Linked DNA regions of Homo sapiens: region 2 is linked to region 1. Evidence: chromatin loops called from intact Hi-C (ENCODE). Cell type or tissue: heart right ventricle. All regions are shown on one strand. Each heading gives the region's core, and the rest is flanking DNA. Links, peaks and the distances in the headings are about the cores only. Region 1 has its middle 180 kb from the start of MIR1244-2. Region 2 overlaps LINC02147 (long intergenic non-protein coding RNA 2147).

Region 1 (12,679 bases), core at 3,394-8,393:
CAGGATCTCACTCTGTCAGCCATGCTGGAGTGTAGTGGTGCAAACATGGCTCATTGCAGCCTTGAACTCCTGGGCTCCAGTTATCCTCCAGCCTCAGCCTCCCAAGTAGCTGAGACTACAGATGCACACCACCACACTTGGCTAATTTTTTTTTTTTTTTTTTTTTTTTGTAACAACAGGGTCTTGCCATCTTGTTCAGACTGGTCTTGAACACCTGAGCTCAAGCAGTCTTCCTGCCTCAGCCTCCCAAAGTTTTGGGATTACAGATGTGAGCCACCTCGCCCAGCCAACAAACTCTCTTTCTTCATATTTGTTGAGAGATACTTGTGTCTTATTCATAGCTGAACTTGCATAGCATATTAAACCTTTCCTTATTTTTTTTCTGAGTATAGCACCTTATTTGCCTCTCATCAGTCCAGGACTTGGGTTAAGTAATTGTTTAACTTTATTTTTATTTATTTATTTATTTATTTGAGACAGAGTCTTACTCTGTCACTGAGGCTGGAGTGCAGTGGCACGATCTCGGCTCACTGCAAGCTCCGCCCCCCGGGTTCATGCCATTCTCCTGCCTCAGCCTCTTGAGTAGCTGGGACAACAGGTGCCCCCCACCACGCCCGGCTAATTTTTTTGTATTTTTAGTAGAGACGGAGTTTTACCGTGTTAGCCAGGATGGTCTCGATTTCCTGACCTCGTGATCTGCCCGCCTCGGCCTCCAAAGTGCTGAGATTATAGGCGTGAGCCACCGCCCCCGGCCTAACTTTATTAACTCTAGCCCGTCCAGGGATACAATCTAAGACACCAAATAATTTCAGTTACTAGAAGGGCACCAATATGGGATGCAGATAGTAAAGGTTGTTAGGCTTAAATGGAGGTAAGTATTCCTACAATCATTTAATCTCATTCTTTTTTAAATAACTGAGCCTGAAATGTGAACTTTAATCTTCCAATGTCCTCAAGATTTTGATACAACTAGAGCTCTTTCCTTCTGTACCGAAGACCCTAGGTTGTTAGCTTTCTACTTGGTTTATGATATTTTCTATTTTTGTCTTATAACTGTTACTTCTTAAAACAATCAGTATACCTAATTTGAAGAGATTCCTGGGCTTCCCTGTTGTTTTATATTTTTAAGATAAGGAAAACTTGAGTGATTTACATGTAATTCCAGTGCATATGTTTAATACACTGACTTTGGAGCATTTAGTTTGGCTTGCTGGATATCTGCCTCCATCCCCTTATTTTCTAGTTACTTTCTGGGTCCTGAGTATGAAAAATAGGTGGAGGGAGTTTGGCCCTTGCATTTTGCAAAAGGCAAATGTGTACTTTTTAGTTTTAAGGACCTCAAGAAAAGCTGTCTAATCTTGGAGACTATGTTTCATGAATGAACAAGTGGTTTCTTTCAGCTATTCTGTTAAGAACAATTTTTCAAATGATCGAATAAATTTGCTGAGTGAATGCATGTGCATTTTGCTGTTGTCAGAAAGATGTGAAATACAGCAGCAGTGGGTGGGCCTGGCTCTCAGTTGAACTGTCATGTAGATGAGGTTTGCCTTCAGGGCCCTCACACATTCCCTTCTGTTACCAATCTCCTGTTTCCTGGGCTTCATCCTCCACCTGTCCTGGCTCCCAGATACCTAGGATTCTCAGGCCACTCAGCAGTCTGGGCTCCTTTTTGCTCTGCTCTGCCTGCAAAGGTCTTCTCGCCCTAGGCAGTGCATAATGCCCTCGTTTGGCCCTCCCAGCCAGTCATCTAAGCTAAACAAAGCAGATTCCTAATCTACTTGGATCCCAGCTAGCTGCCACTACTGGAAATGAGTGCCACTACTGGAACTTAGCCTCATTAAGGTGTTAATACATTGAAATGGTTTAATAAACTATTTTTCCTGAGATTACAGGCATTATGGTAAGAAAGACTTAAGGTCCATTTACATTTAAGTCAAGGGAATTATCATACTAAGTTGGAATTTCAGGCAAGTCCATGGTCCAATAGGCCTAGCAAGGGGGCAGCTTTCTGTATTTCCCCTGAGGCAGACTAATCCCCTTCTTCATGGGCTTTCTCCCTGTCTTGCTCTGTTAGTACGGTGTTTGGGATATGGATATCTCCCTTATCACCAGGATGGCTGGGTATTGGTTTCCAGCTGTGTTCCTTCTGGGTTCATATCTAGGGGTTGGGCCTGTTTATGACCATTGCCACCATCTCCTGGACTGATTTCCCTGGATACAGCCCTGCACCAGATTTGGCTGTCTTACCATCTCTGCCCCACTTGACCATTCTGAAGCCACATTCTCTGTACTTCTTTGTGATAGAACCCTATTGCCTTCCATTTGGACTTGCACCAGAGATAGCATATGTGGAATATGGACTTACTTTGTGACTATTAACTCCTCCCTGGGGCTGCTGATTCTTCTCCCACATTTCCTACATTTGCTATCTACCCCCTTTTCTCTAGCTCTGGCTCTGTGTCTCCCAGCAGCCTGCACTGCTCACCTGCCCTGTAGATATTGTGGAGAACCATAGAGTTATAATACATACAGTGTATGGGGAGGACATTTTGTAGTAAAGAAAAATTCATGATTTGAACCTTGGTTGCCTCCCAGAGATACTCATTCCACTTTATCACGGATGCATACCCTTTACCCTACTTCACCCAGAGTCTTCATTTTTCCAAGATAAAATATCCATTCCTTCTTCGATCGGATTACCAGATTCTTCATTAAACCAGTTATTCTCTTACAGGAAATCCACTTTGCTAATGTCTCCCTGAAAATTTGGTGTCCAAAGAGGAACAAAATATAGGCAGCACGAGAGTTCACATAAGTGTTTTACCAACTGGCCTGCATTGCTCCATCTTGTCCTCAAAGACATGATGGGAAACGTAAAAAAAAATGCCTTACTGAAATCCAGATTGACCTTGTCAAAAAGGAGCTATTTCACATAAAACATGCGTACAAACACACACGTAAAAATCGGACAACATTTATACATTACAACTTAAATATGCAAAATAAAAAGGTAGTATCCTTTATTTCTTATAAGTGCTCTCATTTTGTCCTCAATCCCATATTCCATTCAGTAGCAAGAAAAAAATCAATCGAAAACTTGTCAGTTCTTGGTATCTTGATAACTTGGCCTCTTTGGTTTTTAAATAGACTCTGTTGGGTTAGCTCAAGTGTCTTTCAGATAAGTATTCATTTAAATTCAAGGTTCAAACTTCTTACAAGAAAAGGATATTTCTTTTTTTTTTCCCAAGGATTTGCCCCTCCACTTTCTGCTCCCTAAGGCGCTATATGGGTATCAGCGAGGGCAGACTCAAGGATGCCAGTGTATGGTAATGAGTTATTGTCTGGGTGTTTGTGCTGTCTTTGGAGTCTTCTCTGGTCACTGTGGAGATGTTTCTTATCTGTCTGGATCATCGAGCTGCTGGTGTCTGCTGTAGAAAAACTGTGGCTGATAACACTGTGTATCAGGGACAAGGGTAAAACAACTACCTGTTATAGATCATGACCTCTTCTCTCACCCTAGTGAAGTCCAGGTAAAAAGTGAAGGACACAGAAAAAGATGGCAATGAGATGATGACTGTGTGGGGCTGAGATGAGCAGTGCATTTTCAGCCCGCTAACTTGGTACAATGGGCTGAATATTTGTGTCCTCCTAAAATTACACATTGAAATTGTAACCTGCAGTGTATTAGGAGATGGGGACTTTGGGAGGTAATTAGGTCATGAGAGTACAGCACTCATGAGCAAGATTAGTGTCATTATAAAAAGAACTTCAGGTAACTCTCTTGCCCTGTTTCTTCTATGTAAGGATACAATGAGAAGTCAGCAGTCTGCAACCTGGAAGAGGCCCTTCACCATGCTGGCACCCTGATCTCAGATTTCTAGCTTCCAGAACTGCAAGAAATAAATTTCTGTTGTTTATAACCCACCCAATCTATGCAGCTTGAACTAAGACTCTTGGCAGAGGATAGCTACTGTGGCTTTATTCTGGCTGCAAGAAGAGCTGTTGCTAAAGCCAGCTCCTAAGCCCGTGGTCCGTTTCAGTTGGGAGTTTACAGGTCAGGAGTCAGTTGTCCACAGGAACACTTCTGCAATTCTCCCAGTGTGGAAATCCATGTTTCAGGTTCTTTGTTCCAGAAATGCAGACAACTCAATACAGGTGCTCATTTTTAGACTTTATATTGTGAGAGAAAACCACCTGCTCTAAAGAAGGGGGGCATGGAGCAGAGTGGACAGAGTACAGGCTTTGGAGACAGTGCTAGGTTTTCTTTTCCCTGTTCCCTTTGACCTTGAACATTTCTGAGTTTCATTATCAGTAAAACAGAGGTAACAAATGCCAATCTGATTTAAGAAAACAGTGTCTGTCAATAAATTGAAGCTATAATTATAAATCATAACAATATCTTCTAAGCCCAAATACTGTTTTTCAAACACTCCAAAGAGATGGCAGCTTGCTTCCTTTATCATTGGTTGGCTTAATTAAGTATGACATTTACCCCCAGTACAACCATTTTTCGTTGAGACAAATGCCTTGTCTCCTCAGAGGATCTCCCTCTTCCTGACAGAGCCCAGAGGATCCCCATGAACATCCTTCCGCTCCCTCCCCTGGGGATCCGGGACCATACTAGCCCTGTCTCATTGCCCTCATTACTCAGCCCAGGGAGGACTGGTAGGAACTCCCTTTGTGGCTTGTTGACATCAACTCTGAGGATGTGCAAGATGGATTAAGAAAAGGCCTCTGATAGCTTTTTCTTTTCAGGAAGCTGAATGTTTTTCAAATCAGAAGCAAAAGGATTTAGCACAGGGAGGCTAGGACTGCATTTCTGTCAAGGTGGAGAAAGCTAAACTCCCTTTCCCCTGAGGCCCTTCTGTATTTCCCACTGGGCTGTACCTCCCTGTCATGCTTTAAGCCTTCCCTTCCTGGTCTTCCTCCTCAAAGCCTCTCAGCTGAGTCCTGCTCTTCTGTCGATCCAATGTGTGAGACTGAACCTGAAGACAGGGAGGATAGAGAGGTCCTGTTCTGGGAGGAATAAGGTCGGTTGTATACTTGCGTTGTGTAGGAGGGCTTTGCCCAGCAGTTTTTGGGTGCTTCCTCTGCTTATTTATTTAATCAAATTTCTGCAGCAAGAGTTACAAAACAGAAGAGCAACAAGCTTTCCTACCATTCTTTGGCCCCCAAAATACTCCCAGGGCGGGCATGGCATCCTGGCTAAAGAAACATGGTCCAAATTCTGAGTGGTGTTGGGCTTCCTTTCCTCCTTGTCTGGGGAAAGTGGCTCCAAATAGTGACTTACTTCTTGTCTTCTCCAGTGACTTGCCCTTTGCCTGGCTGTCTCTGGGGATGTGAGGAGAGCTGGGAGGGAGTGAAATCTCAGTTGCATAGTTGTATTTCTCTTGCTGACAGAGAGTTCTCAAGCTTTTGGAGCCAAGAATTAGGAGTGGAAATGTTCGTGGTTTTTCCAGTGAGGCTAAACCATTGTCTTGAAGTATATGAAATCTTAAAAGTGCAGCTTGGTCTGGGCGGTCTGTAATCTGTAACGACCTCTAGAGAACCCTGCAGATCTCTTTTGTAGGAGTCCATGATTGTACAATACACATCATTTGCTGGATTGGGGAAAGTGAGGCCTTGTGACAGGAGGCCTGCCATAGAATCAGATGACCAGAAGGTGGCACTAGTAGTATTTATAAGGAGCCACTGCAGAAGATTTGGTCAATGATACAGCACTTGCTTCTTTCCAACTCTCTAAAGTGAAACAACTGTGTTTTGTTAACACCATGTTACACAGAGCTTTTTTTGTGGATTTCTGCTTTCACCCAAACCGTCACAGCCTACTTTCTTGCCGTGTTAGGAGTGTTACTTACAATGAATTCAAAGGCCGGAAGGTTTTGTTTGTTGAAGTTTGCTCCATGTATTTAATATGCTTTCTATTCTTTGAAGCTTTGACAAAAACAGTCTTGAATTCTCTGGGAAAAAAGAGACCCCGTTTGTTTGGCAACTGTTCTCCCTGCTCCCTTCACCCACTTTGGGACTGTTCCAGAGGTCTAGATGCAAGGTTGATGTTGTCTGCCCTGCCAAGCTTTTAGCTTGTCAAGGCTTTTAATATTCTTTGTATGAGTTTAATGTAAAAAGGCACCAAGTTATTCCTGCCTTTACATGACTAATAGACTGCCTCATAAATAAGTAACTCTGTCTATATAGTTTTTAACAGTAAAATAACCTACTTAAAAGGAACTTGAAAGCCATTAAGAAACTTGAGAGAAACTCAGCAAGAAGCCTCCCTTTCTGTGTCGGTTTGTTTAGCAGAGGAAGATTTTTCCAGTGGAAGCAGTTGGCAACAGTCCTATTAATGGTAACATAGAAACCTACATCTTATCCATTTGTTGGTAGCTCTCTAGAACAAGGGGCTACCAGTCATGGCATGAGGAACGACAGCAGAGGTGGCAAACTTTTCTGTAAAGACCCAAATAATAAATATTTTAGGCTCTGCAGGCCATAAGGTCTCAGTTGCGGCTACCCAACTCTGCCACTTTAGCTCAAAAGTAGCCATGGGTGATATATAGATGAATGGGTATAGCTTTGTTCTAATAAAACTTTCTTCACAAAAATAGGCAGCAGGCTGGATTTGACTTATGGGCCATAGTTTGCAGAACCCTGAACTAGAAAAAGGGAGAATTAATTTTTTTCCTTCTCCATTATGGACATTTCCTTTTTCATCCTCTTGTTTTGCTAGGATAGTAGCTGAGGGTTGTCCACGTGTGTTTGGCCTCGTCCTGGCTGATTTCCCACTATTACAGGAACACAAGGAGCAGAGAAGCTTCTGTTTCTGCTATGGCCACTGCAAGTAGGGAAAATCACTGACAAAAGTAGGGGATGGGGGATGGGTGTGTTATCTCCTTCTTAGTTCTTAAAGGTAAGGGTTTGTATTGGATCAAGTGGATTCAGCATAATCTTCTGGTGGCATTGTATTTGGCTAACGCTGGTCCTCTAAATTAGGAGTCAGCACAGGACATGGGCCAAATCTGACCCTCTACCTATTTTGATAAGTAAAGTTTTATTGAAACACAGTCATGCACATTTCCTTACATATGGCCCATTGCCATTTTACAGTGATGAAGCTGAATGGTTGTGACAGAGGCCTTATGACTTACAGAGCTTAAGAGATTTATTATCTGTCCCTTTATAGAAAAAATTTGCTGACCCATGCTCTAGAGTAGTGCTTTTCAGACACTGTGATAGGCTACTTTCCCTCTTTCATTTCCTTTAAAAAATCCATCATGACGATGTGTAGTTCTGTTGTCCATGACTGATAGCAACTTGTGTCACATCCAACTGACCACATCAGGCCTGAAGCCTCCCCGGGTCCATTCCTATCGAAGGAGATGAGTCTTCACTGTGTATGTGCTTTGGATGTGACCACAAGGTCAAATGACTATAAATGTTTTAATTCCTTACACCCAAATTCTGTACTCATCTAGTAATGGACTAGGAACACTTTGCAGATCAGCAGCATGGTTCTAGGGCACTGCTACTCAAAGCGTGGTCCTTGATCCATCAGTATTACTTAAGTGTCTTGTTGAAATGCAATTTCTGATTCATTTCAAAAATCTCATGTGGGGCTTGTCATTCAGAATTTCTAGTAGATTTCCAGATGAGGTTGATGCCACTGGTCCTTGGACCATACTTTGCCTTTGCTCTAGAGGTATTTATAAAGGGGTCAAATTTAATATCAGATGCTGCCTATACTCACAGAATGGTGCTGGCTACATTATTCCCATTTTACTGATTAGGACTATCTTATATAGAAAAGTGAAGCAATTTGCAATGGGCAACCAAGAATGAAACACAGATGCCATTAACTAAGAGATGCCTAAGAAATATAGGCACTCTTACATTAACTTATACATAATATTTTAATCTGGTAGTCAGTTTTCCTAGTGCTGAAACCAGCTGTGCTTGCAACTTAGCTGGAACAAAATCAGTAGTGATATTGATTATAGCCTGTTAAACAAGTACGGAACATAAAAAGAAATGCAGATTGCTCTTAACCCCGAACCCCTCCTCAACCCCTACCTTCTTCATTTCCTTCCTCCTCTCATGTTATTGTGGGTTGTTTGGAGAGTTTTCAGATCTTCACTTGGACATGCAAATCATTGGGAATGAATATGTCAAGTAGGAAATGAAATCCTTTTTTATGTGTTTATAATGGTAACACATGAAAAATATACTTAAATAAAGAAATCAGACAAATGCTTTTCTGTGTCATTTGGGGGCACTGTTGTAGCCACATATCCAGGATTGGGATTTGCATGTGGAGATTTATGTCACTAGAGCTGAATTCTGCCCATTTCCTGTCCTCCCTTAGCTGCTGTTTATCAACTGCTGCTTATCACTTTAAAAGATCTGGGCCATTGAGAAGAACAGAAAAAGAGGCTAATAAGGGAACTTAACTTTCTGGGTTGCTTACCATGAAGTTTATTTAGGAGACAAATCTCTTTATAAAAGATTCACCCTGTGTAGGGCATTAAAAATGCTGATGATGTTTGCTCATCTATTCTACAACAACATTGCTTTGCTTTTATATCTATACCATTGTTCCATAATTTTCCTGTTCAGAAATCAGTTTCCATTGGAATTAATTTGTAATGTATCAAAGGGAGGTTGTAGCCATGTTCTCTAGGATAAAGTGCCAACCTAGGGCAAAGCCTTTTGTATCAGCTTCTTTGAAAGGACCCACATCCTTCTCCTTATGGTACGTTGGCCCTCCCATGTTTTTTTTTTTTTAATTGCCCTCCAGAGATAATATCAAAACCATGACAACTTTTCATTGGTAGTTTGACCAATGTTCAAGTATTGTCACAATGGCATTTGAAATGAGGAATTCTGTTTTGACAAAGCACAGCTGAGTTGTTTGTGATGCTTTGTGTGTTGAATAAATTACCTAAGGTGATAGGGATCAAAATCTAAGTGTCTTTGTCATTTGAATTCCCAGAAAATTTGAATTCTGAATTGGAAAATTCAGAAAACTATGAAGATGAAATAGATTTCCATAGGCTAAGTTCTTAAACTAACCAACAAGAAGACACCCACAACTCAACCCTTCCAAACTTTTTTCTTCCCAGCAAGGAAGGTGAAAGCCCATCCTTCTGTCTTCTCTTTTCTTCAGCTGTGGGACCATCCACCCAGGCTTCCTACATACAATTCAGCCCCTCCCTGTCCCTCCTTCCACTCCTCCAGTTCAGGTGCATTTTCTCATCTCTATCTTGATTTCTGACATAGCTCCTGAGTGGTCCAGCTGCCAAAAGTCTTACTCTTCCCATATCCTCTTACCATCTGTCTGAAATTCAAATCTGACTGTGTCATTCCCTTTCTGAGACTTACCATCACCATAGGGATGCCATTCCATAACATCTGCAATCCCGACCAGATGTTCCATTATCAGGCTTCCATATTTGTCATTGCTATCTCCCATTATGCCCGGCATTGCACTTTGTACTTGAGTAATATAGAACTATGTGTAGTTTTCAGAAATATCATGCTGTTCCATACCTGGTGCCTTTGGTTACAATTTTTTCCTCTACCTATAAAACTCTACCCCAGTGATTTTCAACCAGGGACAATTTTGTCCCTTGAAGAGACAGTTGGCAACATCTGCAGACATTTTTGTTTGTCATAACTTGGGGAGGGGTGCTACTGGCACATAGTGCATAGAGTCCAAGAATGTCACCCTTCCATAACAAAGAATTATCTGGCCCAAATGTCAATATTGCCAAGGTTGATTAACCTTCCTCTACCTCTTCATTTCCAGTAGGATAATTTCTACTTTCCGATTATGATTTAGGTAAGACTTTCTCTTCTTTAGCAAATTGTTCATGATCCTTCCTTTTGTAGGATTGGGGAAGTAGCCCTTTGCTGTTCTATGAAAGTGTTCTCTGTGTATACCTATACCATATTTTCATAGGCCATATGTTATTATAATTTTTTATTTTTAATAAAGAAAATACAAGTGTTAACAAATAAGCTGTCAGATTGTACCAGAATAATGGCTAAATCCCACATTTTTAGTTCAAAGCAAAGCCAACAGGTGGTTCAGCTACCACTCCTCAGGCTTAAGATGGAAACAAATACAGAAACCAGCTCTACAACCAACCACCCTCCTTCCACACTGTCAACACAAGAAGAAAGTCTATCCCCTCACTCACATTTTGGAGAGAAGATGCTTTCTTTCCCCAAGGATAAGAGGAGGTCCTGAAAGAATTTCCATTAAAAAAAAAAAAGGGTTGGGAGGGCAACCTTCCAAAAGGGTAACTATCATTTTTATTTCTTTTTGGGATGTCTGCTTTGCCAGGGAATTGGGGAAAATCAGATGTGGGTAGTGAGCTTTTTACCAGTGGGCCATGTTGGAGTAACCAGCCATCCATACCAACTGCCCTGAGTGTATATACAATGAGTGAAAACAGCAATTAATACTACCAAACTAAGGCAAGACTGCAACAAATCAGTCAAGACCGGCCCAGTCAGGAGGGTAGTTTTTGTTCCTTTCTTGCTCCCTCAGCCACACCCTGACAGGGTAGCAAGCAACAGTGGGTAGAGGAAGAGGAGAGGAGAGGTGTGGAAGTCAAACCCTCCACTTCAGAGGAGTAAAATCAAAGCTCTTGCGTATGCTTGGGGCTGGGGTGGGAGTAGAGAGAAGAGATTTGAATCAGATGTGTTACTGAAGTTTTTTAAATAAATAGGACTAAATCATGGAAACAGAAAGGGTACTGTTTGTATAAGTCAGAGTGTCTTAAAACTTATGGAACTGGGTCAAGATTATATGAAGGAAGGCATTACTTATATAAGACATCTAGGAATAGCTACTGCCAAAAAAAGTCACCTTTATATCCCAGTGAGTTGACAGGGTTCAATAAGCCATTCACAAATATCTATGATAAAAAATTTCAAACAGCACAAGAAGAAATCATAATTATACTGTATAATAATGCCATAATCTATATGTCAACACAACACTGGGGGTCTTAGAGTCCTTCCTTCTTCTTATGGGGAAATCGTCACATGGGATGGGTGAGTCATGAAGTTCGGAGCGTCTTGGGTCCCTCCTACATTAGGGAGTCTCCATTACTGCAGAAGGCCTCTTGCAGGCCTGGAGTGTGAGTAGACAGGAAGGTCAGCAACAATGCCTTTCTACACCGGAGCTCAGAAGGAAAGCTCCATTAGCCTTCACCAGACCCACATGACTTACTTTAATGTCAGTATATAAGATCTTTTTTGAAGGTTTGAGTATTCTAAGAAAGGTTTTATAGAGGTCAAAGTTCTAGTTAACTGGGAACTTCCTAAGGGAAGGCATTTCAAATTAGTGATGTGGATGCTGCCTGTACCCCTGACTGGGCTCATACCCTGCCACACAGACACACACACACAGACACGCACACACACACACACACACACACACACACACATTATGCAATCCCATTTTTTGGTGTCTTGGTCTAGAAGACAACTCTATTCCCTTCCATGGGAGATTTCTCTCTCTGGGTTTCTTTTGGCTTCTCCTATGTTGCAAAATGTCTGAGGCTGCATCCTTCTGAGCATTACCCTTCTCTGCCCTTCATGAAGGCTCTGGACAGAAAGGGGCTGTGTCCTTCCACCTCTGCAGGACTTGCTACCTACCTAATTTTCTGGGCCTGGTGTAAAATGATAATGTTAAACCTCTTGTTAAAAAAATTATTAACAATTTTGAGATAGTGGCAGCAGAGCCCTAAACAGGAGCCCTTCTCAGCATGGCATCCTGTGTGACTGCACTGGTCTCATGCCCAGGAAGCTGGCCCTGCCCTTCTGTGGGAGCTGAAGCCCAGCAGCTGCCTTTACTGGGTCATCTCTAAAGAGGGTACACTTTTCAAAATCATTAGTTAATTTTCCTCAGAGACACTGTAGTCAGTACATTTCCAGGAAAGAACATTACCCCCTGGCATGACTCTGACTTTGTCCTTCAGGAACAATACGCAGCCTGTGATGGTGCTGAGATGCCTTTGAGTGTTTACCATCTGCCTAGACCTGACAGCATCCCAAATGGGAAAAACACACACATTGGCTTCTAATTCTCTTGCCCAAGGAATGGTGCTGGTGCCACTTGATTTATTTTGATTCATCTTTCTCTGACAGAAGAAGGAGAGGAGAGAGTTTCTAATTCCTTCTTTTTGTGTGTGTGATAAAATATACATAACATAAAATCTACCATCTCAACCATTTTCTGGTGCATAGTACAGTGGCCTCAAGTACATTCATACTATTGTGCAGCAATCACCACTATTCATCTCCAGAACTTTTTCATCACCCTAAATTTAATTCCTTTTATTGCATCTATTTGCCTGGACCAGAAACCCCTTGAAGGCTGAGAACATGACTTTCTCATCTTTTAATATCCATGGCCTTCTATATAGTAGACACTCAAAATGCTTATTAAACTGCATTTACATTCAGCAGAGATAAACAGAGTGGAAAGCTGCCATAGCATTACCTGTGGAAATGAATGAAAGCCTGTGATTCGGTGAGTGCTGCTTGCCTTTGTTATCAATGCCACCCTTTCCTTTCCCGGGAAATAATGTGAATTTTTTTGATATATACACTATTAATATCCTTTATGATGTCCTGCTGCCTTCTAGTTTATAAAACATTCAGGAATTTC
Region 2 (12,679 bases), core at 3,826-8,825, 920 kb after region 1:
TGCATGTGGATGTTTCCAGTTATACCTGAATACTTACATAAAAATTCCCAGAGGTCTTTTGGCATGCACGTTTTTGATCCTGCAAAAACTGATAATTGGACTCAGAATAAAAAATCCATATCTATAAATGCCAGTTTTCAGAATATTCTAATATTAAAATTGGGCAGAATCCTTTAAAAATGCATGGAAAAAAAGAACTCTTCTGTTCAATGGAAAACAAATGTCACTATTTCTTTAGAGGATTACAACTTTCTGGCTCCCTAAATTTACCCAAATAGAGTCTATCAAAATATTTATGCATAGACACAGGCTTAGGTAAAGAAGATTAACCGCTCTAATGGGTTAAAAGAACTCTCCAGGTCAAAAGTTTTATCTGAAAAAAACTACACATATTTTTATGAAACTTTAAGGACTTTCACAATAGTTGGTTAAATATACAATAAATAAACTCTCACCACCAAAAACATGTTTCTCATAAAGCAGATGTAAAAAAAAACTGCAGAGAACTAATCTATTCTCATTTGTGTGTATTTTCTGTAAGACTTTTAAAAGATATGTTCATTGCTCTTAGTCAACATAATTATAAAAGAAGAAAAATAGAGCATATTCTTTAAGTCTTTATGAAATAATATTCCTAAAGGAGTGGTTCATTACGTGTTTAATTCTATGTCATAATTAAATTACATAAGCAAAAGTATGCATTGACTTTATGAAAGTAAAAAAATAATTGTTGTCAAACACATAATGCATGAGATAATTAAAGAGATGATTTTATACAGGCTATTGCAATAGGGAGAATTGTTACTAATGAGGAAAACCTTTTTTCAAGGCAGAAAATTGGGGTTTTATGAAAGAGGAGAGCCATGAGGAAGGGCACACACAGGTGGGTCTTAGAATATGCAAGGGCAGAGTGGCCCTTTCTGGTAATTTCTCAGAATAAAAAAAGGAAGATAGATTTCAGAGAATAAAAGGTAGAGAAATTTCTCAACCATTGTTGTTTTCTGGGAATACAAGGCTCAAGTAAAGTTCAACATTGTTGCTGCCACTTATTTAAAACCTTTAAAACTTTTGCTAATATATTTATACACACAGTCTCAAAATTCTTTAAAATAGTATTTCTCATTTTATAGTTGCATAGATGTATGTAGTCGGGAGTAATTTGGATTAGCATCCTAGCCTGTTATGGTGAAAATTCAACTGGGTATGAGAGAGTAACAGATGATTTTCTTATCTTCCTCAATATCCTTAAAAACTCCACCTCATAGCAACCAAACAGCCACTTTCTACATTCTACTTTCTCTCAGGTCATGAGGAAAACAAAATTAACAATTTTGATTTTTAATGAAAGGGAAGAAGTCATCATCAGATGTTTAAGAAGCTTTGAAATGACAGACTAGTCTGACTGGACTGCTAGACACAGAAGAATAGGTGGGGGATGGAGAAACAGGATTTCAGGCTTTGTTCCCTGCCTCCTTACACTGGAAAGTAAACAACATGAAGACAGAAATTCTTATCCATTTTTATTTATTATCAATTCCTGGACACTCAGTAAAGCTGATGTATAGTTGGCACTTAAATATTAGTTGAGCAAAATAAATGACATAAATTAAAGAGTACTGCCACTGGGTCAACATGATAAGTAATATGCAAATTCTCATCTCACCTCGAACTCAAATTTTATGTAGACTCAATTAAAAAAAGTTGAGTCACAAAAGTGGCATTTGTGGAAGATTAAAAACTATATATTCTTTCTATCAAATACAATGTACCCTAAGTAAAACTATCTTACATCTTCAGGGATTTGTATTTTTCATGTACTTTAAATTTCCTCAGAGAATATTATAAGACACATGCACTAAAAATATTCAACACTGCATTTCTTAGGACCATTTTCACTAATAATTCAGAATTCTCAATAGAATGTCTTAGATGAGAAATATCTCTGGGAAATTATAAATGCAAAGTTTGGCTTCCTTTAAGGAACCAGTGGCTTTGCTCTTACATGAATGTGATGATTATTTACTTAATCATATAACTCTTTTTGCTTTGGCTTCTAGGGAGCTTAAAGGCAAATTTGAAACCCCTTACAGTAAAATTATTGGTATATTTATTTTTTTCAAAGTTAATACATTAGTAAGTGCTATCTTTTAGGGCACACAGCTTTTGTCAGGCACAGGGCAAAGCAACTTAACAAAATCACCTCATTGTTTTTTATCCTGAATGAAAAGCTTTATGTTGAATACAAGGTAAGATTATTATCAGGATAGATGAGAAAGGGAAGTTGCCCATGTTCATACAGCTAGTACACAGTAAAGCTATAATTCGAACTATGATCTCTAATTGTCCAATTCTGTGTTCAGGAATGTACTCTCCTTTCCTAAACTGTCTTCTTTCCCTGCTTGTCTTAATTTTACTTATATTATGCATTCTTTAGTTCTGTTTAAGTTTTCTTTAATCACGCTTATATTGTGTGTTTGTTCAAGCTGTGTTCAATCCTCTGTAAAATGAAGTAGAGAATAAACATATACCACATATTAATATAGCAATATGAAACATAAAACAACCATGAACTAAATGCCTAATGAGCAGCTAAGAACTTCATGTACTATTTCCATCATAAAACTTCTTCTCCATTACGCATTGAATGTGTCTCCTTGCCTGCCTTCTGCTAAAAAAGACATGTTGAAGTCCTAACTCCTAGTACATCAGAATGAGAACCTATTTGGACATAGGGTCATTGCAGATGCAATTAGTTAAAATTAGGTCATACTGGAGTAGGGCTGCTAACCCAATATGACTGGTGTCACAAGACGAGACACAGAAAGACACACAGAGAGAAGATGTGAAGAGACAAAGAAGAATGCTGTGTGTTGACAGCAACAGAGATTGGAGTGATGCCTCTACAAGCCAAGGGCTGACAAGAATTGCAGCAAGACTAGAAACTAAGAGAAAGGCATAGAACAGATTCTCCCCTAAAACTAGTCCTTCAGAGAGAGCATTACCTTGATTTTGGACTTCTAGCCTCCAGTACCTTGTAAGAATAAATTTCAGTTGTTTTTAGCCACCCAGGTTTTGGTACTTTATCATAGCAGTCCTAGAAACTAATACAGTCTCCAAAAATGCTGCTGGAAGGCAGATCAAATTCCTAGCTAACAAGAAGAAGCTCAGCTAAAGTCACTTTGGTACTAGTGAGAAAAACTGAAGGCAGTGCTTCTATATAATTGTAAGCATTTCTGACAGATGCTTACTGATATTGAATAAGACCAAAAAAAAGGAAACATTTGGAGTTAGGAGTGGATAACTATCTCATTAAGCCATGACTGTTGAGAGAAGTTGAGTGGCTCTGGTACTGGTTATTATGCAGATCGTGCACAAATAACATAGCACAGTTTTCATGAATATCATTTTGGCTCATTACAGAATTCAACTCTTTGCAGTTTACTGAGTTTTAAAGAAAATTTTTGAAATTGCCCAATTAAGTAACAATTGAATGGAGTGTTAAAATTAATCATCTCAATTTATCGCCTTAAAAACTTATCAATGGACCTTTATTTTCCCAACACAGCCTGTGAATCACACTGTCTTTTTCAGTCTTTATCTCCATTCAACATGTTTCAGGGCAGAGTGTTCAACCTCACAAAAATACCTTGTTAAATTTGTTTTAAAAACATTTATGGATGCTTCAAATGAATTGGAAAAATAACTGAAAATCTGCAACTATTAGTGAATCGTCTTACTTGATTCTGACTTTACAACACAGGAGTATTCCCTAAATGCAGGAGGCAAAAGCAAACACTGGATCAAGGCCCTGATCTTCAAGCAGCCAGAAGGCAATGGTAGCAAAGAATAATGAACATCTTTCTAACCAAATGAACCTTGTATTACTTATCCTCAGCTTCAGAATATTCCAATCAGTGCTTCACTGCAACAGAAATGACTCTGTATTATTTTCAAATAAGATATTAATGATTGCATGGTAATGATTATTCAATGAGAAAATGTGTTCTAAGGAGGATATAAATAAAGGTTATGGTGAGGAAGCCACAGCACCTTTACAGCAACAGGCTTTGATTCCTCAGAACAAGACATATGATAGATGTGTTGTCTTATTGTTTTAAGAAGGTTGAAGTTTGCAGTACAAGTTTGATCATCTTTCAGAGTGTCTTGTTAAATCCTACTGTTGGTGCTTGTCCATTATTGAACAGTCTCCAGCCTTTGCGGAAGGAAAAGGAAAACAAACACACACAACAAAACAGTATTCTAAGGTGCTTTCCACATAGCTTACGTAAAGATAGAATCACGACATTTTATGCTATATCAATAACTTTTCCTACTTCAATAAAAATTTTATCTCAGATTTTTTTTGTATTAGCTAAAATTTATCAAAATTATCAAGTTCATGCTAGTTATCTTCACAGTCTATGAAGAAAATTATTGTGAGGGGTTTGTTAGTTTGTGAACAAGGAGAAGCTTCACATTTCTCTGTATTTACACTTAGCTTATCAGAAGTTGATGCCATTGTTGGCCTCCTATCCCTTAGGTGGTTGCCAGCTACTTCCTTCATCTAATAATTCTAGATTATATTATGGTTTTTTGTATATGCATCATTGGTAGCTCCAATTAACTACAAATTTTCTAAAAAATATTTCTGTATTTTTCTATGCCAATGATTATTTTTGATATACTATACTGATAGCAATTTGTTTTAAAAAGAATTCAACCATCTGATCTTTGACAAACCTGACAAAAACAACCAATGGGGAAAGGATTCCCTATTTAATAAATGGCATTGGGAAAACTGGCTAGCCATATGCAGAAAGCTGAAACTGGACCCCTTCCTTACACATTATACAAAAATTAACTCAAGTTGGATTAAATACTTAAACATAAGACCTAAAGCCATAAAAACCCTAAAAGAAAACCTAGGCAATACCATCCAGGACAAAGGCATGGGCAAAGACTTCATTACTAAAATACCAAAAGCAATGGCAACAGAAGCCAAAATTGACAAATGGGATCTAAGAAAACTAAAGAGCACAGCAAAGGAAGCTATCATCAGAGTAAACAGGCAACCTACAAAATGGGAGAAATTTTTTTCAATCTCTCCATCTGACAAAGGGCTAATATCCAGAATCTACAAAGTACTTAAACACATTTACAAGAAAAAAACAAACAACCTTATCAAAAAGTGGGTGAAGGGTATGAACAGACACTTCTCAAAAGAATACATTTATGAGGCCAACAAACATGAAGAAAATCTCATCATCACTGGTCATTAGAGAAATGCAAATCAAAACCACAATGAGGTACCATACCACACCAGTTAGAATGGCAATCATTAAAAAGTCAAGAAACAACAGATGCTGGAGAGGATGTGCTTTTACACAGGAATGCTTTTACACTGTTGGTGGGAATGTAAACTAGTTTAACCATTGCGGAAGACAGTGTGGTGATTCCTCAAGGATCTAGAACTAGAAATACCATTTGACCCAGCAATCCCATTACTGGGTATATACCCAAAGGATTATAAATCATTCTACTATAAAGACACATGCACACGTATGTTTATTGCGGCACTATTCACAATAGCAAAGACTTGGAACCCACCCAAATCCCCATCAATGATAGACTGGATAAAGAAAATATGGCACGTATACACCATGGAATACTATGCAGCTGTGAAAAAGGATGAGTTCATGTCCTTTGTAGGGACATGGATGAAGCTGGAAACCATCATGCTCAGCAAACTAACACCAGAACAGAAAACCAAACACCGTATGTTCTCACTCATAAGTGGGAGTTGAACAATGAGAACACATAGACACAGGGAGGGGAACATCACACACTGGGGCCTGTTGGGGATTGGGGGGCTAGGGGAGGGATAGCATTAGGAGAAATACCTAATGTAGCTGACGGGTTGCTGGGTGCAGCAAAGCACTGTGACACATGTATACCTATGTAACAAACCTGCCCGTTCTGCACATGTACCCCAGAATTTAAAGTAGAATTTTTTAAAAAAGAAACAAATCTGATTTCAATTTTCATTTTAATATTTAAAAAAAGATATGAATTGATATCCAAAGTTGATGGTTCATATAACTTTATTTTGTAAAAACCCACTAAAATATATTTTGTAAATACAATTTGAATGAATTCTTTTCATTAAAAATTTATCTTTTAGTGTTAATAAAAGCTTCTAACATTTTATATTCTATACCACTTGTAGGAAATAAGTAATGATACTATATAAACAGTATCAGCATCATTTTAAAAGGTACCAATTTTATAACTATAACAATGTAAGTTAACACAAAGATTAACAGAATTTAGAAAGATATGTAAAAATAATAGAAATTTAGTTTATATATTGAACACAAATGAGAACTGTTTTTTCTTTTCACAAATCTAATTAAGTATAATTGGATCTGTGAAACGAAAGTTTTAGATGCTGAAAATATAGCTTCTGTAAGTACAAAGCTAACCTAATTGTGAAAGCTAGATATAAATTAATGAGTTTTTCCAAGTTCTAGAGAGCAACTTTTATATCTTAACAACTGAAGAGTTAGATGAACTAATATACGAACTTTGTTCTTAATAATTACTTATGTAAATCTCTTCTCAGCCAGTTATTCAGTTCCTAGAATTACACCTACTGGTAATTGTCTTGTTTCATTGAATTAAACAGAACTCTTTCTCAAAGGAGTTTGGAAATTTGCTCTGAGATTCTATATGGAGATTGAGGAAGTATAATTATTCATCTCTCTGTACATATTTCAATCCAGAACACAATGGCTTCAGCCTCGTGCCCAGCACTGTGCAGATATTGGAACTATCAGAAGTAAAGATGACAAGGTACTTTGACCTGAACATGGTGATTGAAGAAAGAAATTTTGCTCCCTTAAAAAGAAATCATTGAAGAAATCTCCTAGCATGTAAACTTTTATGAACAAAACAAATCAAATAATGGTGGCTTAGTGAAACACAGACAATCCTTTTTACTTTTTAGATTTGCTCCAGTGACACAGTGGTTTTCAGACTGCTGGGACTGGAAAACAAAACCTTTTTTAAAAGTTCTTGTTATTTTGGGGCTATTTTTACATAAACACATTTTCAATGTAATTGAATGGGTCAAGGGGAAGGAGGAGAATTGCAAGAGGAAAATAATTTATTTTATAAGTCTGCTAAGCCCCATGAGTTATGCATACTTTGTATATTCTTCTCAAAAAGTCATCTGAGATAACAGGTATTACCCCATTTTACTTATCAGAAACCTGTAGCATTAGAGGTTAAATAACTTTACCAAAGTGATTCAACTGATTTATGAAGAAACAAAGACTTGAGACTACATATGCCTGTTCCAAAGCCCATCTGAGGTAGAAGACCATCAACACTTTTTCTAAGCACCGAAAATAACCCTGCTGATCAAAATAGAATGTAGCAGAGAAGACTCTTTATATCAGCAGGTGGTGATGAAACTGATCTCTACTTGCCCTCACTGCTCATTAGCATAAAGATACTCCCACCGACACCATGACGTTCTACAAATGCCACAGCAATGACCTAGGAGTCACCTTATATGCTTCTAGGAACTCCCTCGCCCCTTTTCTAGAAAATTCTGAGTGACCTGCCCCTTAATTAGCATATAATTTAGAGTAGGTATAAATATAGTCAGGCAGCAATTCACAGTGGGGGAGGCTGCTGCAGCTGCTGGTCCTCCTCTGAACTGCTGCTGTTGCTGTAAGCTCCTGCTGCTTCTCAGAACTGCCATTGCTGCTTTGCTGAGCTGCTCTGCCCATGTGGTAGTCCTGCTTTGCCTATGGAGAGTCATTTTGGTTTATATGGCTACTCTAGGCTCCTCTGCCTATGGGTTAGCCTTGTTCTGTCTATGGAGCAGCCATTTTGCTATATACTATTGCTCTGATAAACTTGCTTTCATTGTCTGCCTACTTTTGAATTCTTTCCTTAGTGAAGCCTAGAACTCTCCTGGGCTAAGCCCCATTTTGGGGGCAACCCTGCACCACATCCTCTTGTCACTACACTATGTTCTCATCTACGTAGTTGAAAAATGGAAACAATCAATAAGCTCACCAGTTTTGTTGTTAAAGGATACCAAGTAGTTTAACTTTTTTTCTACTGAAGTGATACACATACTGTATATAGTTTTTTGAAAGGCAATATTTACACAATATCAAAGTTAATGTGGAAAAAATGTAGGCCACACAAATGAGAACAGATTATTTATTCAGAGCCTATTATAACATGGGGATAGCACCATTATTTGCATTTGTTGGAGACTACAAGGCAGGCAGGGGAATGGGAAAGTATGATAGTGAAAAAATTAGAAGGCTTCAGGTACACTACAATTGGAGGTTACTGAAATGGGCATGCTGGAAGCAAGCTCACTAAGGTGGAGAATCTTATGTGATAGGTTCTAGGAGCATATTTGGCTTTCTCTGGTTTGTTCTGAGTTGGAAGCTGGTAGTCATTGACCAAGCCCTGACCATTCTGCAGAAATGGTAGTTTGGCTTCCTTGGCTGGTTGCTGCAGAAACCATGGGTCAGAGACCTATTGTTATGAATGCTCCGGCCATTGTTCATTTGTATAAGCAATTTCTCAGAATTAATGACTTAAAAATATTATTTCTTAGAATTCAAAAACAGGTATTTAATGCTATGATTATACTCTGCAATCTAACAGCATGCACAATGGGATACATTTCTTGCTGTATTTTGTCACTCAATTTATTGTCCCAGGCTTATGTCAGACTTTCTAACCTTTCCCTTCTTTGCAAATTTCCAGCTCTGAGTGTTCTACCAGCATCACTTATTTGCTAACCCCTCTTCCCATTTTTTTTTTCTGAGAAAAAGAGATGCAATTAGAAAACATATGAAATTTCCTGATACTTTCTCTAACCACTTGCCTGCAAATGTTGCTATGCAATTCTCTTATTCTGGATGAATTGTTCCTGCTCACATTTTAGGCCAACGCTGCTACTCCCCTCTCACCTACTCAAGGACTTCTCGCCACCACTCCCCCTATTTCTCCCATCCAATTTTCCGTCTCTGCTGTATCAGTCTCAGCAGCATACTTAGGTATCTGACCTCAAAACAGTCCTCTTTAGACATTGCATTCCTCTTCAGTAGCCCCACTTCTAAGCTCCTTACTAGAGCAAAATTACTTAAAAAATGTTTTTCTTCCTGTTTCTAAAACCTTACCATCCACATTTTCATCAACCTACTCTATTTGATTTTTACTAATGAACCTTCACTTTTGAGATTACATGGTGAAAGGGACACTATGTTTTTGACGTATAGACTGATGGGAAGTTAGTTCTTTCAGAATGGGAGCAGGAAAAAATAGAGAGCCAGATGCATTAAAAAATCAGACTCATTTCAAAGGTTTTCTCTTTTCATTAATTAGTTAATTCTGATTTTTATTCAAATATATACTTAGAGTCTAAAAACATACATCAGGGAGACTATTTAAACAGGATGTACCTTTCTGATACCTTGGAAGAGTATGGAGTTTAATTTTTTAAATGTACTGTCTCTGAAATATGAGGAACATTTCTGACAAGTTTTCAAGGTGGAAAGCACTAAAGTGTGAGAAAGCACTCTAAAGTGTAGAGAAGGTAACTGTTATATTCCCTGGGGCTTAACATCTTATTATGATTCATTTTCCATATAAATGGGCTTTTAAAAAGATTAAGATCCAGAAGATAATTGTTATTCATTCAAATATCATAATAATTTCATCTGTTGAATTCCCTAATAATAATGTCCTCCAAATATTTACTGCCTTTTAAAATATATATATATATATATATATTTAAAATAACTCGAGTGTTCTTCAATTAAAAGTGGATTATTGGGATAGCTGACCAATACAATGTTATATACAAAAATCAAAAATGTTACTTCTACTTTGTCCTGGCTCTGAGTTCAGTACTTTGATACTCCACCTGAATGGACAACATTAGGAGTTGAGGAAAATGTGGTCAAGAACACGTTTTTAAAAAATTAGTAGACTTTATTATTTATAGCAACTTTAGTTTACAGAAAAATTGATTGGCAAGTACGGAGAGTTCTCACATACTTCCTCTCCGAATCCACGTACAGCTTTTCTTACCGTTACATCTTGTATTGGGTATGGTACACTGGTCACAATTGATGAACTGATAGTGATACCTCATGATAAACTCAAGTCCATAGTTTACATTAGGGTTCACTCTTTGTGTTGTGCAGTTCTATCAATTTTAGCAAATTTTAATGACATGTATCCATCATTACTGTATCAGACAGAATAGTTTTACTGCCCTAAATGTTTCTTGTTCTTCACCTATTTGTCCCTCCTTCACTTCTACTGAACCTCTGGAAGACACTGATGCTTTTACCATTACCACAGTTTTGTCTTTTCCAGAACATAATATGATTAGAACCATACAGTATGTACGTTCTCAGATTGCCTTCTTTCTTTAGCATTATGCTTTTTAAGATTCACCCATATCTTTAGGTAGCCTGATAGTTTATTTCCTGAAATCATTGTATAATATTCCATTGTATGAAAATACCACAGTTTGTTTACTCATTCATCTATTGAAGGACATCTTGGTTGTCTCCAAGTTTTGGCAATTACTAATAAACCTGCCACAAACATTCATGTTTAGGTTTTTGTATAAACATAAGTTTTCTATTCGTTTGAGTAAACACCAAAGAGCATGACTGCTGGAATATACGATATGAATATATTTAGTTTCTAAGAAACTGCCAACATGTCTTCCAAAGTAGCTGCACCATTTTTCATCCTTATCAGCAATGAATCAGAGTTCCTGCTGCTGCACCTTCTTGCCAGCATTTAATGTTGTCACTGTTTTGAACTCCAGCCATTCTACTAAGTGTGCAGTGGTGTCTCATTGTTGTTTAAATGTGAAATTCCCTGATGATATATGGTGGTGTACTTCATCTCACATGCTTATTCGCCATCTGTGTATCTTCCTTGGCAAAGCACATACTTTTAGTGAATGCTTACTGTGTATCAGGCACTGCATTATATGTCAGAATCATTTATCAATCTTTCACATAGGAAAATATATACTTAATTTACTATGTAGTTTTTTAAGTCAATTTACTTTCTGAGACAGTGATAGGTAAGCCAATGGCAAAAGCTATGTTTTCCATGAGGAAATTTACCACAAATCCACAGTTATATGAGTAAAATTCTATAAAATCGCATGGATTTTTTTTCTTCCTAAAACAGCTTTCTCCACTAAAAAAAAAAAAAAAAAAAAGTGCATATGCTAGACATTTGTAAGAAATGTGTCATACTCAATACATGTCTATCATATGACACAACAATTTCACTCTTGGAATATACCCAATAAGAATGTATGTATGTATGTATACATAGATAGATATGTGGTGTACATGTATATGTACACAAAAAGGCATGTAAAATACTCATAACGGCATTAACAATTGCAAAACAACGGAAACAACCAAAGTCTAGTACCAACAGACTAAGTAATTTGTGATGTACTCATTCATATGTTGAAATGCAAAAAGAGAAAAAAGCAACAGCAAATTGAACAAACAGATCATTACTACAAGCAACAACTCGGTTAACTCTCACAATCATAATGTTAAAAAACAGAAGCCAGGCAAAAAGAGCACAAGCTAGTACTTCAATGTATATGAACTTCAAAAAGAGACAAAGTGATGCACAGTGCTGGAAGTCAGGACAGTAGCTCCCTCTGGAACTGGAATACCTTTGGGGTGTGAGACATGTGAGCAGCATGGGACATGGGAGGGACTCGTGAGATTCCATCTCTTATCTCAGGAGCTCTTTATATGGTTATGTTCACTTTATTAAAAATCTTTGAGTTGTATAATTGTGATTTGTGGCATCTTGTAAATACTGTATTTCAATGAAATGTTAACTCCAAAAAAACAGAGATACTATATTAAAATTTTGAACTCTCTTTAGTTCTTTTATCACTTGATAATAAAAATTTATACATTAAATAAAAATATATACCTGGAGGTTATAATTAATACTGAAAAAGAGTAAAATCTTGAGTCTAGCTATTTTTGTATATTCCTATAATTGAAGAAAGTTTGAAATAGAATAAGAAAACATATAAACATGAATATATTCTGCACAGTTTATGTGTATGTATATTTTTCATATCTTAGTTTTCCTTATTGTGCTTCTATTTAATCATACTTTTGAATCCTAATATATCTATGCACACACACACAAACATGCAAATTTGGTTATCACTTTGCAACAAAGTCCCATGAATATTAAGTTGGTGTTATTATGCAATTTTCAGCCTAGGGAGGATATTACAGGTAGGGATCCCTTCAGGATATAGTTGTGTTTTTTCCTTTCTCCCAGATGTGTTCCGAAAATTTAATGACTGGCCATGTTGAAACTAATTGAAGGCTATGAAGTGTGACTGGATTAGAGAGTTTGCAAACAAAGTACATAAAATGTGGTTGCAGAATTCCATAGTGCTGGTCTCATTCATAGAGGACTCAGCCAAAACAGCCTCATATTTTACTATCACTGAAATGTTTCTATATATATATATATAGATAGATATGAAATATATATATGAAATGTATATACATATTTAATTTTCTGCTCCACTGTTTCTTATAGATAATAATGATGTGAT

Evidence for each region. Hi-C counts contacts between places; a loop is a spot of excess contacts. Peaks named below come from ENCODE experiments on the same cell type or tissue, not always from the same donor. Only the 100,000 strongest peaks of a DNase experiment are listed, where the experiment ranks them.
Region 2: a loop joins it to region 1, with 4 times the contacts of the local background. A loop is called at or near these places in 1 of 110 quality-filtered maps.

The regions. Positions count from the first base shown.
Region 1 is chr5:118,785,204-118,797,882 of GRCh38, reverse strand. No RefSeq gene overlaps it. Among named protein-coding and RNA genes, the nearest start is that of MIR1244-2, 180 kb to the left of the region's middle. In heart right ventricle, for the core only: CTCF peaks have their summits at 5,434 and 5,652 (motif pointing right); no DNase peak of the experiment used is centred there; H3K4me3 peaks cover 478 bases; H3K27ac peaks cover 602 bases.
Region 2 is chr5:117,868,067-117,880,745 of GRCh38, reverse strand. The region is part of intron 1 of LINC02147 (long intergenic non-protein coding RNA 2147); the gene reads right to left. Among named protein-coding and RNA genes, the nearest start is that of LINC02147, 140 kb to the right of the region's middle. In heart right ventricle, for the core only: no CTCF peak of the experiment used is centred there; no DNase peak of the experiment used is centred there.